Linked DNA regions of Mus musculus: region 1 is linked to region 2. The links are chromatin loops, found by intact Hi-C in ENCODE. Cell type or tissue: left cerebral cortex. All regions are shown on one strand. Region 1 overlaps Pikfyve (phosphoinositide kinase, FYVE type zinc finger containing). Region 2 overlaps Pikfyve (phosphoinositide kinase, FYVE type zinc finger containing).

What was found. A loop is a pair of places that touch in the nucleus more often than their neighbours do. Peaks named below come from ENCODE experiments on the same cell type or tissue, not always from the same donor. Only the 100,000 strongest peaks of a DNase experiment are listed, where the experiment ranks them.
Region 1: it touches region 2 in a loop (2.0-fold over the local background); 2 of 42 quality-filtered maps call a loop at or near these places.

What each region holds. Positions count from the first base shown.
Region 1 is chr1:65,240,515-65,248,514 of GRCm38, forward strand. Pikfyve (phosphoinositide kinase, FYVE type zinc finger containing) reads left to right here. Exons shown (of 42, transcript NM_001310624.1): 18 at 3,882-4,022; 19 at 5,196-5,322; 20 at 5,548-6,704. Among named protein-coding and RNA genes, the nearest start is that of Pikfyve, 58 kb to the left of the region's middle. In left cerebral cortex, no CTCF peak of the experiment used is centred here; no DNase peak of the experiment used is centred here.
Region 2 is chr1:65,188,803-65,196,802 of GRCm38, forward strand. It overlaps Pikfyve (phosphoinositide kinase, FYVE type zinc finger containing), which reads left to right. Exons shown (of 42, transcript NM_001310624.1): 2 at 1,517-1,697; 3 at 3,343-3,492; 4 at 6,854-6,972; 5 at 7,810-7,981. The coding sequence starts at 1,526. Among named protein-coding and RNA genes, the nearest start is that of Pikfyve, 6.1 kb to the left of the region's middle. In left cerebral cortex, no CTCF peak of the experiment used is centred here; a DNase peak (open chromatin) is centred at 4,630; H3K27ac peaks cover 266 bases.

The sequences.
Region 1 (8,000 bases), 52 kb after region 2:
TGGGAGGTGAGAGACTTTCAGGACTCAAAGGGAGGGATCTTAGATGAAATGCCCAACAGTGAGAAGAGGGAACTTGTAGAGTCCATCTCCAGTAGAAAGACAGGGGCATCAAGTGGAGGGATGGGGTTGCCATCCCACAGTCAAAAACTCTGATCCAGAATTCTAAAAGAATTGCAGGGACAAAAATTGCAGGGAGAAGAGACTGAGGGAAAGGAGGTCCAGTGACCAGCCCAACTTGGGATCCATCTCAAGGGAAGGCTCTAAGGCCTGATTAATGATGAAAGGAACTTTGTGGTTGAATTAGGAAAAGGTTGGGAGAAGCTGAGGAGGAGGGTGACCCCATAGGAAGACCAGCAGTCTCAACTAACCCAGACCTCTGAGATCTCTCAGACACTGAGCCACCAACCAGGCAGCATACACTTGCTGGCCCAAGGCTCCCAACACATAGCCTGGTCTAGCCTCAGAGAGAGGAGATGTGCCTAACCCTTTAGACTTGAGGCCCCAGGGAGTGGGGAGGTTTTGTGGGGATCAGGGTAGGGGGAGAACATCCTCTTGGAGATGTGGGGAGGGTGACAAGGAGGAATGAGATGAGGAATTGTGGGAGGGCAGACCGGAATTGGGGCAAAGACTGGACTGTAAAAAAATAAAAGTAATTAAAAAAATTTAAAAGAAATCAGAGAGACAACACTTACAATAGCCACAAATAATATAACATATCACATGGTAACTAAACAAGCAAGTAAGAGGTCTTACTTGAGGAAAACTTCAAGTCTTTGAAGAAAGAAATAAAAGATTATTTCAGAAGATTGAAAGATCTTCCACAATCACTGATGTTGGAATATCTTTTGTACCACCCCTTTACCTGAGGAAATGTCTACTCCTTTTTTTTTTTTTTTTTAAGTTTATTTATTGTTACATGTAGGTACACTGTAACTGTCTTCAGACATCCCAGAAGAGGGCATCAGATCTCATTATGGATGGTTGTGAGCCACCATGTGGTTGCTGGAATTTGAACTCAGGGCCTTCGAAAAAGCAGTCAGTGCTCTTAACCGCTGAGCCATCTCTCCAGTCCCGAAATGTCTACTCTTAATGTTGCAATGTGTTTGTTGGTGTATATATATCTTCTATAATTTTATTTTCACATTCTTCTCTGATCTTGTTGAAAATATTTTCTGGGTCTTTGAACTTTGAACTTCTTTCCGTCCTTTATTCCTATTATTCTTTGGTTTGGTCTTTTCATAGTTTCCCAGATTTTCTGGATAATTTGTATCAGGATTATTTTAGATTTAACATTTTCTTTCTCCAGTGTATCTTTGGTACCTGAGAGAGATTCTCTCTTCCATTTCTTGTATTCTGTTGAGGAAGCTTGCCTCTGTAGTTCATGTTAATATTCCTAAATTTTTAGTTTCCAAAGTTCCCTCAGTTTGTGTTTCCTTTATTGCTTCTATTCAGACCTTCAACTGTTTGCATTTTCTTGGATTTCTTTAAGGAAGTTATTCATTTCCTCTTTAAAGATCTCTTACCATCTTCATGTAGTTGGTTTTGATGGCTTTCTTGTGCTTCTGTTATGTAGGAATATTCAGAGCCTGCTCTGGAAGGTTCTGGAGACATATTGCCCTAGCTGTTACTGTGTTTTTATACTGTCATCTAGGCATCTGGGTTTGGGATGATTATATAGGTCTAGGTTCTGATTTCTGGCTTTGTCTTTGTTGGGTAGATGTTTTGTTCCTTGGTTTCTGTTTCTTTGGAGGATTTTTTGGAGAGTGGTTGATGGCCATGTTTTGCCCGTTTTACTGGTCTGTTCAGTTGGTGTGTTCACAGAGAGTGGTTGCTGGTATTGGAGGCTAGGATACTGGGTTGAGTTGGGGGAAATAAGGTTGAGGGAAAGGGTTTTTGTGATCCTTCGGAGACTGGGTCAAAGAGGAAAGGAAGACCACAGCAGCTTTCCAGCTACAGAGTTGGGGATAAGACTAGGGGGGTAGGGTCTCAGTAGTAGTTGGAGAGGTGTGAGCCTGCCCTCAGCCTACTTGTCGCCGTGGAAGAACGGCCTTAGATCTGAAGTTGCATCAATTTCAGGTGTTAGTGTTTTTTGTTTGTTTTAATTTGCAATGGCTTTTTTTTCTCCTATGAATGGTATTATAGTTTGTGATCATTCAAAATATATGGTATTTAGGAATATAAATAGCATATACATGGAAACACACTACCAGAAATACTTAGGAAAACATACTTTTTATATTCGTAGTCATATTTTTTCTAGCAGGATAGAAGCAATCACTTTGTATTTCATTCCATAGATAGGAGCTAGCAAAACACAGTTGTAGTCTAAGACAAAATGCTTTTTCAAATTTTCTGCATTAGCTAATGAATTTATTTCCTGGAGTTCTTGTTCTCTTATGCTTTCTGCTATTATCATTAAAAATGGAAGATCTTGTTTAGATTTAGGTCAGCATTTCTGGATATGATGGAGTATGGTTTTCAGTGAAGAACCTAAGAGAACAAGGGGAAACACAGTTATGTACGTTATTGCTCCTCAGGCTTACACTGTTCTGTGTATATCATCCCTGATCTTGTGGTTTTATAGATGATATTAGCATACTTTCATAGAATTAGATCATAGCCATATTGAGTATAAGATGTTACTTGGTTGTAGAGTTGTTAAAATGTATAAAATTGTGCCTTGTTGGATTTCATGAACCATGGTATTTGAAATCTATAGATATTTCAATATCACAATTATTCACAATTTTCTGAATCTGGTTATCAAATTATATGTGAGTCATGGCTTGGGCACATTTGTAGTTAACAACATGATTTAATACTGATAATATGAGACATCTTCTTCATCTGTGTTTTCAAACTTCTTTTTAAACCATTAATGCCAGTTCTGTTAAATTTCTTAGCTTGAAAGAAAAATGTCAGCTAATTTGTTATTTCTTTTTCTCTCTCCCCTTTCCCATCTGCTTCTTCTGTCCTCCCTACTATGACCAAGTATAAAATAATCAGGGAAGAAACAAATGTAATCAGAAAAAGGATGAGAAGCAAGGGACAGGATATAATTAGGTTGTGATGCCATTTATACTCCATACTAGCTTTATTGGTCTGTAGTCCTCTAAGCGGAACTTGGTACACACCTGATGGTCTTTCTTGGATGAGCAAGAACCAGACTGGGAGGAAGTTTATTTGTCAACATTGTAGCAGAAGCAGACTCTGTGTGTGTGTGTGTGTGTGTGTGTGTGTGTGTGAGAGAGAGAGAGACAGAGAGAGACAGAGAGAGAGACAGAGAGAGAGAGAGAGAGAGACAGACAGACAGACAGACAGACAGAGAAACAGACAGAGAGACAGAGACAGAGACAGAGACATAGAACCTTATATAGCCTGGGCTGCCCTGGACTTGTAAGTAACTTGGCCTTTCAAATTCTGAAATTATAAGTATGACTTAACCACGTTTGGTTTCAGAATAATTGTGTTTTATTGGAGCTGCACAAAGAAAATAATTTCAGATGTCCTTGAATTAAAATTTAGTAAGCAGATTAGGAAGTTAATGTACTTCGAGAAAAATAAAGGGAGAAATTGAGAATGTATAGTTGCTATTTCTCCCTCACCAAGTGTCTACAGCAGACTGTAGATTGTTAGGGCCTGAAAATCTTTCAAAATAAAATTTATTAGAGGGTGAAACTTTTCCTAAAACTTTTAAGTAAAATGTATACTTGAGAACTATAATTAAAATTTTTTGTTGCATTTGAATTTGTTACAGACTTATTTGTGAATGAAAGACTATAGACTGAATATTGATATTAATAGTCAGGCTGTCATGATACTTTAATATATCAGAATCTTGAATTATACCAGGTTTTGTATTTCTGGTTTATCTTACTTAGGAAAGGGAATTCTTGAAGAATTATGTTCAACGAATAGTTGATGTTCGACCCACATTGGTTCTTGTTGAGAAAACAGTGTCTCGGATTGCTCAGGACATGTTACTGGAACATGGCATTACTCTGGTCATTAATGTAAAGTCAGTGAGTGTTTATTTGTCTTTTTTTACTCATTTATAAAATCATGGCTTTTAAATTAATATGCATGTATGGTAGGTATGCAGCAATATTTTTATTTGATGTAGCACTTATGTGGAAGTGGGACCCAGGTGTAGTAGCTACATTATTACAACTGTGGACTCACACTGGAAGACAGAAGACAGTGTAACTTAACTGCCATAGGCCACCCCAGTCGGGTATGTGGGTCCCTGGAATGAGGGATCCTCGAAGCTAGGTGGGTAAGGATTTGGTGGTGACAAACAGAAACAAACACAGAGGCAGTTTGAATCTCAGTGTATTTTGCAGCTCTCAAGCAGGGGATTTTATACATTAAAAAACCAAACATTACATCTCTTAGAAACTATATCCAGTGAAACAGTCATAAATAACCAACAAAAATCATTTGGCACAGAAAAGCACAAAAATCATCCAAGCATTACAACTCTGAAACTATGTATTCAGTGAATCACAAACAGAACAGGTAACATCATTATAAATCATCAAAGTGTAATAATTCTAAAAGGATGTATTCAGTGGGGGCTGTCATCCAAGGCTAGTGGCATATTTCTAGGAGCAGGTAGCTATTCTTTTGGGTGTTTTTGAGACCAAAGGTGGAATGGACATGACCCATCAGCATTTGTGCTTCATTCTGTAAAACAGAGGTCACTTTTAAGGAAACTGATTTTTATTTGTTTTCCCATCGTAACATCATGTCATAGCTAAGACATGCTATCCAAATGCTCTTTTAACAAAAGACAATAACAAAATAAAGTAAGAGTAAAAATAATGTAGTTTCACATTGTATTTCTGGCAGGTCTGGAACTCAGTTATTAAACCAGGCTGACCTCAAACTTGCACTAATCCTCCTGCCTCTGCTTCCTAAGTGCTGGAGTTATACAAGTGAACCACCATGCCACACCCATGTTTTGATAAGAGTACCATGACCATGGTTTCTTTTTGGGGCTACACATTGATTATTTAGCAAGTAAATTTGGCCAAGTGTAGAATAAACAAGTTGTCAAGCGATTGATTTATTAAAATTAAAGAAGTTGATTGTGAACATTATTTTGTTTAATACTTAATGTACTTTTCCATGTTATTGAGATTTTTATTCATAGCTAATTTAATTTTGTAATACAGTGTTTTTCTGTTTTGTAGCAAGTTTTAGAAAGAATCAGTCGAATGACCCAAGGTGATTTAGTGGTGTCCATGGACCAGCTGCTCACCAAACCCCACTTGGGCACTTGCCACAAATTTTATATGCAGATATTTCAGCTGCCTAATGGTGAGTCATCTTAAGCATATAATCACTCAGTTAGGGACCTCAAGGAGAAGTGAGTCATCTCTGAGTTAACTGTATCATTGTTTATTCAGCAAGTGTTAATATCTGTTAGCACTGGTTAAGTGGGAGATGTTTCAGGTGGCTTTATTCACATATGGTTTTTCTTTTTTGTGGGTAGTAAATTGTTTGGTCATCTAAGTCTCTTCATTTTTATTTATTTATTTGTAGAACAAACCAAAACACTGATGTTTTTTGAAGGCTGTCCACAGCATCTAGGCTGCACAATCAAGCTCAGAGGAGGCTCTGATTATGAGCTGGCTCGAGTTAAGGAGATCCTAATATTTATGATCTGTGTAGCTTATCATTCTCAGCTAGAAATCTCTTTTCTCATGGATGAGTTCGCTATGCCTCCAACATTAATGCAAAGCCCTTCATTCCATCTTCTGACGGAGGGACGAGGTGAAGAGGGAGCCTCTCAGGAGCAGGTCAGTGGCAGCTCCCTTCCTCAGGATCCTGAGTGCCCTCGTGAGGCCCTGTCTTCTGAGGATAGCACTTTGTTGGAATCAAGGACTGTGCTAGAGAAGGGTGAACTAGACAATAAAAGTATTCCACAAGCTGTTGCCTCTTTGAAGCATCAAGATTATACCACCCCCACTTGCCCAGCAGGTATTCCCTGTGCTCTTTTTGCATTGGTACCAGAGTCATTGTTGCCTCTCCATATGGATCAACAGGATGCCGTAGGAAATGAACAGCCAGAGACTTCACAGCAAACGGATGAGCAACAGGATCCCAAAAGCCAGATGAAAGCTTTTAGAGACCCTTTACAGGATGACACTGGAATGTACGTTACTGAGGAAGTCACCTCCTCTGAAGATCAACGAAAGACTTATGCCTTGACATTTAAACAGGAGTTAAAAGATGTAATCCTCTGTATCTCTCCAGTTATTACATTCCGTGAACCTTTCCTTTTAACTGAAAAGGGGATGAGATGCTCAACTCGAGATTATTTTCCAGAGCAGATTTACTGGTCTCCTCTTCTCAACAAAGAGGTGAAGGAAATGGAGAGCAGGAGGAAGAAACAGCTGCTCAGGGATCTCTCTGGACTTCAGGGCATGAATGGCAGTGTTCAGGCCAAGTCTATTCAAGTCTTACCCTCACATGAGCTAGTGAGCACCAGGATTGCTGAACATCTGGGTGACAGCCAGACCTTGGGTAGAATGCTAGCTGATTATCGAGCTAGAGGAGGAAGAATTCAGTCAAAACATTTGGACCCCTTTGTCCATTCAAAAGATGCATCATGTACTTCAGGTGGCAAATCAGGAAACAAAACTGAGAGTGATGAAGAGAGGGGATTGATTCCAAGTGATGTAATATGGCCAACAAAGGTAGGACGTCTGGGTAAGATTAGAATGTTTTGTCTGTTGAAAAATTACTGAGGCAAGATTTTTAAAAAAAACAATATGACAAATTGCATGCAGACTTTTAAAATATTTATTCTTTTGTTTATTTCCTTTCTTCTTCTTGAGTCTGGTGGCTTATATATGAAGTAGAAAAGTAGAGTCATAAGGCAACAAAACTGGGATTTTGGATTTTAATATGCACTTGTAGTAAAGTAGGAAGGGCTTGAACTAAGGGAAAGTGTGTAGTTGTTTTAAGTTTCTGTCTGTATTGCTTAAGTGTGATGATGTAGCTCTTGACTTTTTCATTGCTTTAAGATAGGTCATGTTTTTGTTTTAGTTTCTTTTCCTCTCTCCCTCTTCTTCCTCTCCCTCTTCTTCTTCCTCTCCCTCTCCTTCCTTCCTTCCTTCCTTCCTTCCTTCCTTCCTTCCTTCCTTCCTTCCTCCCTCCCTCCCTCCCTCCCTCCCTCCCTCCCTCCTCTTCTTCTTCCTCCTCCTCCTCCTCCTCCTCCTCCTCCTCCTCCTCCTCCTTCTTCTTCTTCTTTCTTTCTCTTTCTCTCCTCTCTCTCTCCTCTCTCCTCTCTCTCTCTCTCTCTCTCTCTCTCTCTCTCTCTCTCTCTCTTTCTTTCTTTCTTTCTTTCTTTCTTTCTTTCTTTCCGTGGTGACACACTCCGACAAAAAGACAGCTTATGGAAGAGTTTATTTAGCTTATAATTCTGGGTTTACAGCCCATCAATAAGGGCAAATAAAGGTTACTTTAAGGAACTTGAAGTAACTTAAGATACCACCACAGTTAGGAACAAAGCAGAAGAAATATGTATATGCTCTCCACTTGCTTGTGCTCAGTTCTATTTCTCAGTACTTAAACAGTTCAGGACCTTTTGCTAGGGAATGGTGCCACCTATAGTGGGTCTTCTTCTCACATTTTAACTTAAGACAATCACTCAGTAAGCCCATCTTCCAAACCAGTGTAGAGAATCCTTTATTGAGACTCTCTTCCTAGTTGATTCTAAGTTATGTTAAGGTGACAAAGCTAATCTTCATAGGTCTTATTATGTGATCCTGGCTGATCTTGAGTTTATAATCTTGTCTGTACCTCCTTAATGCTAGGAGTATACACACACACATACACACACACACACATACATCTAAGAGTAAAAATTATATATTGTTATTTAACTACATCTGTTTAGATATAGAAATTAAAGATGTTTAAGGAAGATCTACTTGTGGATGTGTACATGATTTAAATTGAAACTTATGAAGAAATCTTTCATTAGATTA
Region 2 (8,000 bases):
CTGGCTGGTGGTCCTGGGTTCTATAAGAAAGCAGGCTAAACACTTGTTCATGAGGAACAAGCCAGTAAGCAGCACCCCTCCATGGCCTTTGCCTCAGCTCCTGCCTCCAGGTCTTACCCTGCTTGTGTTCCTTTCCTGACCACCTTTGATGATAAACAATGGTGTGGAAGTGTAAACTAAATAAACCCTTTACTCCAGACGTTCCTTTGGTCATGGTGTTTCATCACAGCAGTAGTAACCCTGACTGAGACAATACTTTACCTGATACTAGAGGTCCTCCTTCCCTGTCTTTCTTCTTCCCTTTCCTCTCTTTCCCCTACTCCATCGCCTTCCTCTTTTCTTTTCCTCCCCATCCTTTCCAATAAGCACTTGTTGCCAAAATTCCATCCAAGTCAGTGGTTTCATTTCTGTTTTAATTTACTAATTTGAGAGAATCTTGAGTATTAAGAGACTACAGTTGGCTAGAATTGGAAGTCTGTGAAGAATACAAATTTTTTTTGATAGAAGACTGTCAGAGAATTTTGTTGCAAGAGTTGTATAGTCACAAGTCTATTTATTACTATCTCTGATTCACCCAAAAGAAAACTGTTTTAGTTGCCTCAATTGTTAATTATAGTAATAATACTTACTTATGTGACTTCTAGGAGTGTTGTGAATATAAAATGAACCTATACATCTGATTTTGAAGGAGAAAACAGTTTTAGGAGAATATAATGCCCTTTTTTCTAAAGTATAGATAGATTACAAACTTTAGCATTTTTTACTAACATAGCAAAGGATATTTCTCTTTAAACTTTCAATCTAAGAGGGGAAGAGCCTCAGTCCCTTCCTATGACTTTATTTCGTGACTAGACTCACTGCTTTGGCCCATTATGCTTTCTTGGTTACTTATAAGCAAAAACACCTTTTAAGAAGGTCATACCTTAATGTCTTTTGAGTTTAGGCTTATAAGGTAGTTGTGGAAATCCCAGGTTCCTGTGCCTACGAGGAGAGAAGAGGAAGCCTGTTGATTCGAGCACTTGTCACAGGCGTTGCCAAAGCCCTTTGCTCAGATTGCATAGACATGTCCTGCCAGCTGACTGGCTTTCTTTTCCTCAGATACATATGTAAAATGAGGCTGAGTAGTTTATGTTATATAAAGTCAGTTTCTGCTCTAACTTTATAAAGCTATTATTATTTTAACAAAAAACCTTGGACACCTATAAGTAATGGGAAATTTTTTGTCTGCTCATATTTACGTCTTACCTGTAGATTTTAAATTAACTTTAATTGTAAAGAGAATAAGAATGGTAATATTTGAAATGAGCTCAGCCACATACATGGTTTTAAGTGTTGAGGCTCTTTCCATTTAGACAGTAGTAATTTTTAAGCCTCAATTTTTGAATATTTGGACATAGGTCTCCTTATTCTTTTGTGTTTTGATAAGAATTGTCACGCAGGGGGGCTGTTTGGTTATTTGCCTGTTCTTGAGATGGTTTCTAAGGAATCTCTTTCCCTCCCTGCCCTTTCTTTCCAGACTCATGAAATGGCCACAGATGACAAGAGTTCCCCGACACTGGACTCTGCTAATGATTTGCCTCGCTCTCCTGCCAGTCCTTCTCACCTCACTCACTTTAAACCCTTGACTCCTGACCAGGATGAGCCCCCCTTCAAGTCAGCATATAGTTCTTTTGTAAACCTTTTTCGTTTTAACAAAGGTAAGATTACATCTTAATAAACCTCATAAAATGCAGTTTGAATTCTCTGCATTCCCTTTAGTGTCTTGCTGTGTGGTTGTGAGAATGTGAAATATTAATAAGGTGGTGACTTCAATCTCAGGTCACCAAGTCTTTCTGTCTAAGAAGGAAAAGATAGCATTTCATTGTAATCCGATTAATTATTTGTGTAAATTGAATTTAAAGTGGTTAGGGAGGTCCTTTTTAATGAGAAAACATTTGTTCTACATATTTTCTATCAATGTGCTTTGACTTAAGCTTACAGAATGAAACTTGTTTTGAGGGAGGCATTGGTAATAAGATTTTAAAGCAATAATATTAAGCAGCAGTATATGGTTTGTATGTTTAGAAACTTACAAGCTGACAGCAAGCATGTTGGGACTTATACTCATTGGATTGAGTTGTAAATGACATGAAATGAACAGATAATTTAAAGGATGAGTTCTTGAATGCAATGTTCATTGTTTTTAAGCAGAATTTAAAATATAGACATATCTTGCTCTTATTTTGCACTTTTGTTTTTGTTTTTGTTTGAGACCAGGGTCCATTTTTTGGCCTTGGCTAACCTGAAACACTGTAATTTTGGCCATGAGGCCATTTTCCTGTGTTAGTCTTTTGAGAGCTTCGGTTGCAGGTATGAGTTACCATGTCTGATTTATTTGTCTTTATTGTTTGAAATGTGTTAGAAGATAGAACCTGATTTTAGGAATTTGATAGCTTCACTCAGTAGAATTTTTTTTTTTTTTTTTTAAAGATAGGCTCTTACTCTATAACCCTGTAAGTCAGGCTGGCCTGTCACTATCCCTGCCGGGATTCAAGGGATGTGCCACCACACCTGGCCTTTAGTAAAAATTTTAATAGTACTAGCTCAGTTTTCCTAACAGTTTTGTTATCGAGGATAACATTTTACATTTAGTTGTTGTAAGTTATGCATTTAGGAAGGGTTAAAAAGCACCTAGTATGCTGGACACTGTCTCAGTAATATAAAGAGATCTCTCCCATACACTGGTCAAAAAGGTCAAGGTCTTATGTGAGGCTTGTGTTGCTTCCTTTAGTATGTTCACAAACTTACAAATGAAAAGCAAAACACACAGTTCATGTACACAAAATGTGTGACTGTTGGAACGGAATTTCATTCTGGATTTTTTTTTTTTTTTTTTTTTTTTTTTTGGTTTTTCGGGACAGGGTTTCTCTGTATAGTCCTGGCTGTCCTGGAACTCACTCTGTAGACCAGGCTGGCCTCGAACTCAGAAATCCACCTGCCTCTGTCTCCCAAGTGCTGGGATTAAAGGCGTGCACCACCACCGCCCAGCTTTTCATTCTGGTTTTTTACTTTTTCTTTAAAATATTTAAAAATTTAAAAAATTAATTTTATTTTCAGTTATGTGTGTGCATGTGTTTTATGCACATGTGTGTGAGTACCTGAGGAGATGAGAAGAGGCTTAGTTACAGGTGATTATGAGCTGCCTGACATAGGTGTTGGGAACTGAACTAGGGTCCTTTGCAAGAGCGTTACATGCTCAGTTATGAATATAATACTTGAATATTGTCTGAAGGATCTTATCTGTCACCTTGTTGAACTCTGAGCCTTAGTTTTTCAAGTAATACCATATTTCCTTTGTCACAGAGCGAGGAGAAGGGGGCCAAGGAGAGCAGCAGTCTCCGAGTTCAAGTTGGGCCAGCCCTCAGATCCCTTCAAGAACACAGTCTGTGAGGTCGCCTGTACCTTATAAAAAACAGCTTAATGAGGAGCTCCACCGGCGCTCTTCAGTGTTAGGTAAAACAGCAATTATTACACTTTGTGTGTGAATTTTCATCTTTGTGCTTTCTAGGTGATATGCTGAGTTAATGTTTCTGTTACTTGGAACAGTCCAGTACCCTTCAGAATAAATAAAACTTACTTATGTGATAAAACTTTTCAGTTGTTGAAAAGTTCATTATGTCATTAAATTTTGATTATGCAAGCACTGATGTCTTGATTGTATTTTGATTAATTACTTGCTTGGGTTTCAGCAGAGAACACTTTGCCACATCCTCAGGAGAGCACAGGTTAGTTCCAACTTTATAGATGGATTCTGCACTTATTTTTGGATGCTAATGAAGTGTGATGTGCATGCCACTGGCTGCAGAACACTGTCAAACTCCATTGGTGGGCTGCTGATTGCTGCTGGCCTTTGTCTTTGTTGGGCTTCAGACTGTCAGTGTGGCTGGTTACACTGTGGATACACTGTCCCGCTTGCCTGCTTGTTCTCCATCCTGTGGTACTATATCATCACCTCATGCATTTCCATGCTTTTCTGATGGGTGTGGGCTGGGAATCTGTGTTTAGCTGAGGGACTACAGGCGGTTTAGGTTTTATTTGTTAGATTGTTATACTCGGTGAAGTGGTTGCTCACCTCTAGGTGATAGAAGTGCAGAGGCAGTGATTCCGTAGAGAGGAGAGGTGGTCCATTGGGAATCACTTATCCCTAAACCCCGTATCTGTCCTGTCGGGCCGTTCACTTCCAGGAGATCCTTGGGTGAATGATAGTTGTACAATGGTGGTTAGCAGAAGGATATTTTACTGCTTGTTGAGGTTTTTCTTTCCGAAAGGAGGAGGAAGACGCTAGTAGAAAGAGGTGTTTTTGCTGAGTGGCTTGAATGATGGCTGTGTCACCCCCACACATTTCTTAGGGCAGCCCCCTCAGCTCAGGTTATATCATTTTGAAAGGGAGAGTTGGGAGATGGAGGCAGAAGATTTTCTTTCATCCCAGATTATTCAAGTTTAACCTCAACCTTATTAAACTTCTCTTAGTTTCTGACACATGGCTTAGGAGGATGAGGCAGGAGAATTGCTAATTCAAGCCAGCCAGGAAATACTAGCAGGTTCCAGGCCAGTGTAGGATACACAATGAGATCCTATCTTAAGTAGCAAAAATGAATCACAGCAACAGAACCTGATCCAAGGCAACATTGTGCTATATTTAAGTATGTTCTTCTGACTAAATTCCATGCTGAATTAAAACACTGTTGTCCGAAAGCTTTCATTTTCTTTTCCTCGCTGAACTCTGTTTAGTTTTTCACACAATGCCAAGCTATCCTTTGCTGCAGAGGGAGGAAAAATAGGCCAAAGATCAGTCTGAATTTCTTAAAATTGAGGAATTGGACTAGAATCCAGCCTGCTAGGGATTGCAGAGTTGTAGTTTGCCAAAATTTGCTTTTATTGTATGATAAACGAGCATAAGCAGAGCTTTTCTCCTTCAGTGTGGCTCCCACATTCCCTACTGTCTAATCGAGTCCAATTCTTGGCCTTTACCTTGGAGGCCTTTGAACTTAAGAAGTTTGGGAATGCTTGCTTAGTCAAATACATTTTTTTCCTTAGCTGTACTTCTATAGATTGGGAAGTTCTTAGGGAAGTTACTTGATTTTCTAGCATCCATTTTACAAAACAGTAGCTAATGTTATTGTGTCTAAGAGCATTGATCTCTTTTCTTTCACTGAGATCAATCAGGGTCTAACTGTTCATTCTTTCCCAATGGAGGAGAGTATTGATATCCTTCTCTTCCAAGCAGCTCAGTGCAAAGAACTTTACAATTTATTTTGGTGGTGCCAGGGATCACTGCCATTATGATTCTTACAGCTTTGTGTCTCCTTTTAGGACTTATAATCATGGAGACTGTTTTTTAATCACTGTTTGAGATTCAAGAAAAATTTAGCTGTAATGCATGTTAGCACAGCACATCTGAGATACATGCTGCAGCTAAGATAGGTGCGGTTTGGATGAGGTCTTATTTTAGTGATTTAACTGCCTTAAGAAATTTTGATGCATTTGGATTTATACATCTCTCTCTCTTGCAATCCCTATTTTCTCCCCTCCCAACCAAAACAAAACGCCTAGTAGGAAACTAGTAAATAGATAGATTCAGGGTGGGATATTTCCATTTGATAGTAAATTACCTTATAGAAGATACCTTTTAGATCTCAAGTAGATGACTAGAGCCAGAGGCAGTTTCAAAGCCATAGTACATGATGTTTTGGTCAGTATACATTGAAACCTATGATAAATTAATTCATAAATTTGGCCAAGAGATTAATGTCAGTAATCTAGTGACATTAGTAATGTCACTAAACTAGTGTAGCAGTATAATCAGGTCATGTGATTGAGATCTGTTTCTCTTGAGCTAAGACAAATGTTAATATTTTCAGACTGTGTGACTGAGGATAACTGAAACCTTGGAAGTAAAACTGAGATATGGAGGAATTATGTAAATTAGGGAGACTCCACAGGTTATTAGGTTAATGTGCTTTAATTAATAAGGATTTTTTGTTGTTGTTGTTGTTGGTCAAGCCACTTTAACCTGAGATTTTGAAACTGCTGTAGCCAGGAATAAATAGAAATTTCACTTGTGATTTTCATCTAAAATAAGAATAGGTAACAACTATGGTAGTTTCATGTTTCATTCTGGTCACAAAGCTAAAATATGGGCTTGTTTTATTAATATATTTGCTTTCATATTGGTTTTCAAGTGCAAATGATCTCTTCCAGTGTGGAATTGCAGGATTGAGGAGGTGGTGGGTGTGGGTGTGGGTGTGGGCTAGCCAGGTTGATGCTTTGGCTTCATTGGTCATATTTGGTCATATAGCCCTGGATGTCCTGCAAAGCCTGCTGGGATCTATGGAGGGTTGTCTGTCAAGTTTCTTTCTGATGATCTGCTATAGAACTGACAGTTTGGTCCTATTGCTTACCTATTTGACTTTTGGGACCAAGTTAGATTAACTCTCTGGAATTACTTTTTCTTCTGCTCAATGTCTATGAGGTGTTTATTATTTATTTGGTTGGGAATTAAGTGTGCAAGAAATCATTAGTGAATTCTGAATATGTAAGTGATGCTTCCACTTCAACCATCAAACCCATCCGTTTTTCCATATAGTTCTTACATAGCAGTTAATACATGTAAAATAGTGGTTTATATGTAATGCATACTTTCAACAACTTATTTTTGATAAAAATTAGTTTTAATTCTCAGTATTAATGGCTGGGAGATCACATATCTGCTAACAATGGGGATAATTTGTATTATATCACACACACATACAGCTTGATATAGTTACTAAAACTATGAAAACAATTATTTTCTTTTTAAAAATATCTGACTCAGACTCCAGAAGGAAAGCAGAACCAGCCTGTGGAGGTCATGACCCACGTACAGCTGTTCAGCTTCGAAGCCTCAGCACAGTATTGAAACGCCTCAAAGAAATCATGGAAGGAAAAAGCCAGGTATTGTAGAGAGGCCTTGGGAGATTTTTTTTATTAATCACTCATGGAGATCATGCCATGGCATACTGTCACTTAAGTCAAAGTTTATTACTTCCTCTGATTGTGAATACCAGAGTTTTATATATAATTCTTAATTTGTTTTATTTTTTGTGTAGTCTAATTTTTCTTCCTTATCTTTTTTATATTTTGTTTTGGTGTTAGTCTATTAGCCAAGGTTTGTACATATTCTTCAGCAAGCTTTATTATTTTTGTTCATAAATATGGTTCCAGTTTCCTTTTGTCCCTTTCAGTGACTAGTGAACCTAGCACATTGCTTTTAGATAGCCCTTCTTTCATGGTTACATTAAATAACTCATCATAAGTTAGTAGACTTGCAAGCAGGCCACTCTTTCCTGTATTATAGTTCCATTTTGTGTGTCCTTTTACTAATACTCTGTCTAAAGTTACTGTAGCTTTAGCCTGAGTTCTGAGAGTGAGTGATTTAAGTCTAATTTTTCTTTAACATTGTCTTGATCTTTCTTCTCTCTCTCTCTCTCTCTTTCTCTCTCTCTCTTTTCTGGGACAGGGTTTCTCTGTGTAGCCTTGGCTGTCCTGTAACTCACTCACTCTGCTGGCCCAGAACTCAGAGATCTGCCTGCCTCTGCCTCCGAAGTGCTGGGATTAAAGGCGTGCACCACCACCAGCACTGTCGTGGTCATTTTAACCTTTTGCATTCCATCTGAATTTTAGAACTAGTTTGCCATCTGCAAAAGACACCTTCTAAGATTTCTTTTGTCATTGCAACTTAAACTCTTTATTTTTAAGAAGCCCTCACAGCACACATTTTTGTTGTTATAGGACAGTGACCTGAAGCAATATTGGATGCCAGATAGCCAGTGTAAAGAGTGCTATGACTGCAGTGAAAAGTTTACAACATTTAGGCGCAGACACCATTGCAGACTGTGTGGGCAGATTTTCTGCAGTCGTTGTTGTAATCAAGAAATCCCTGGAAAATTTATGGGCTATACAGGTAAATGCATCTCCTTGAT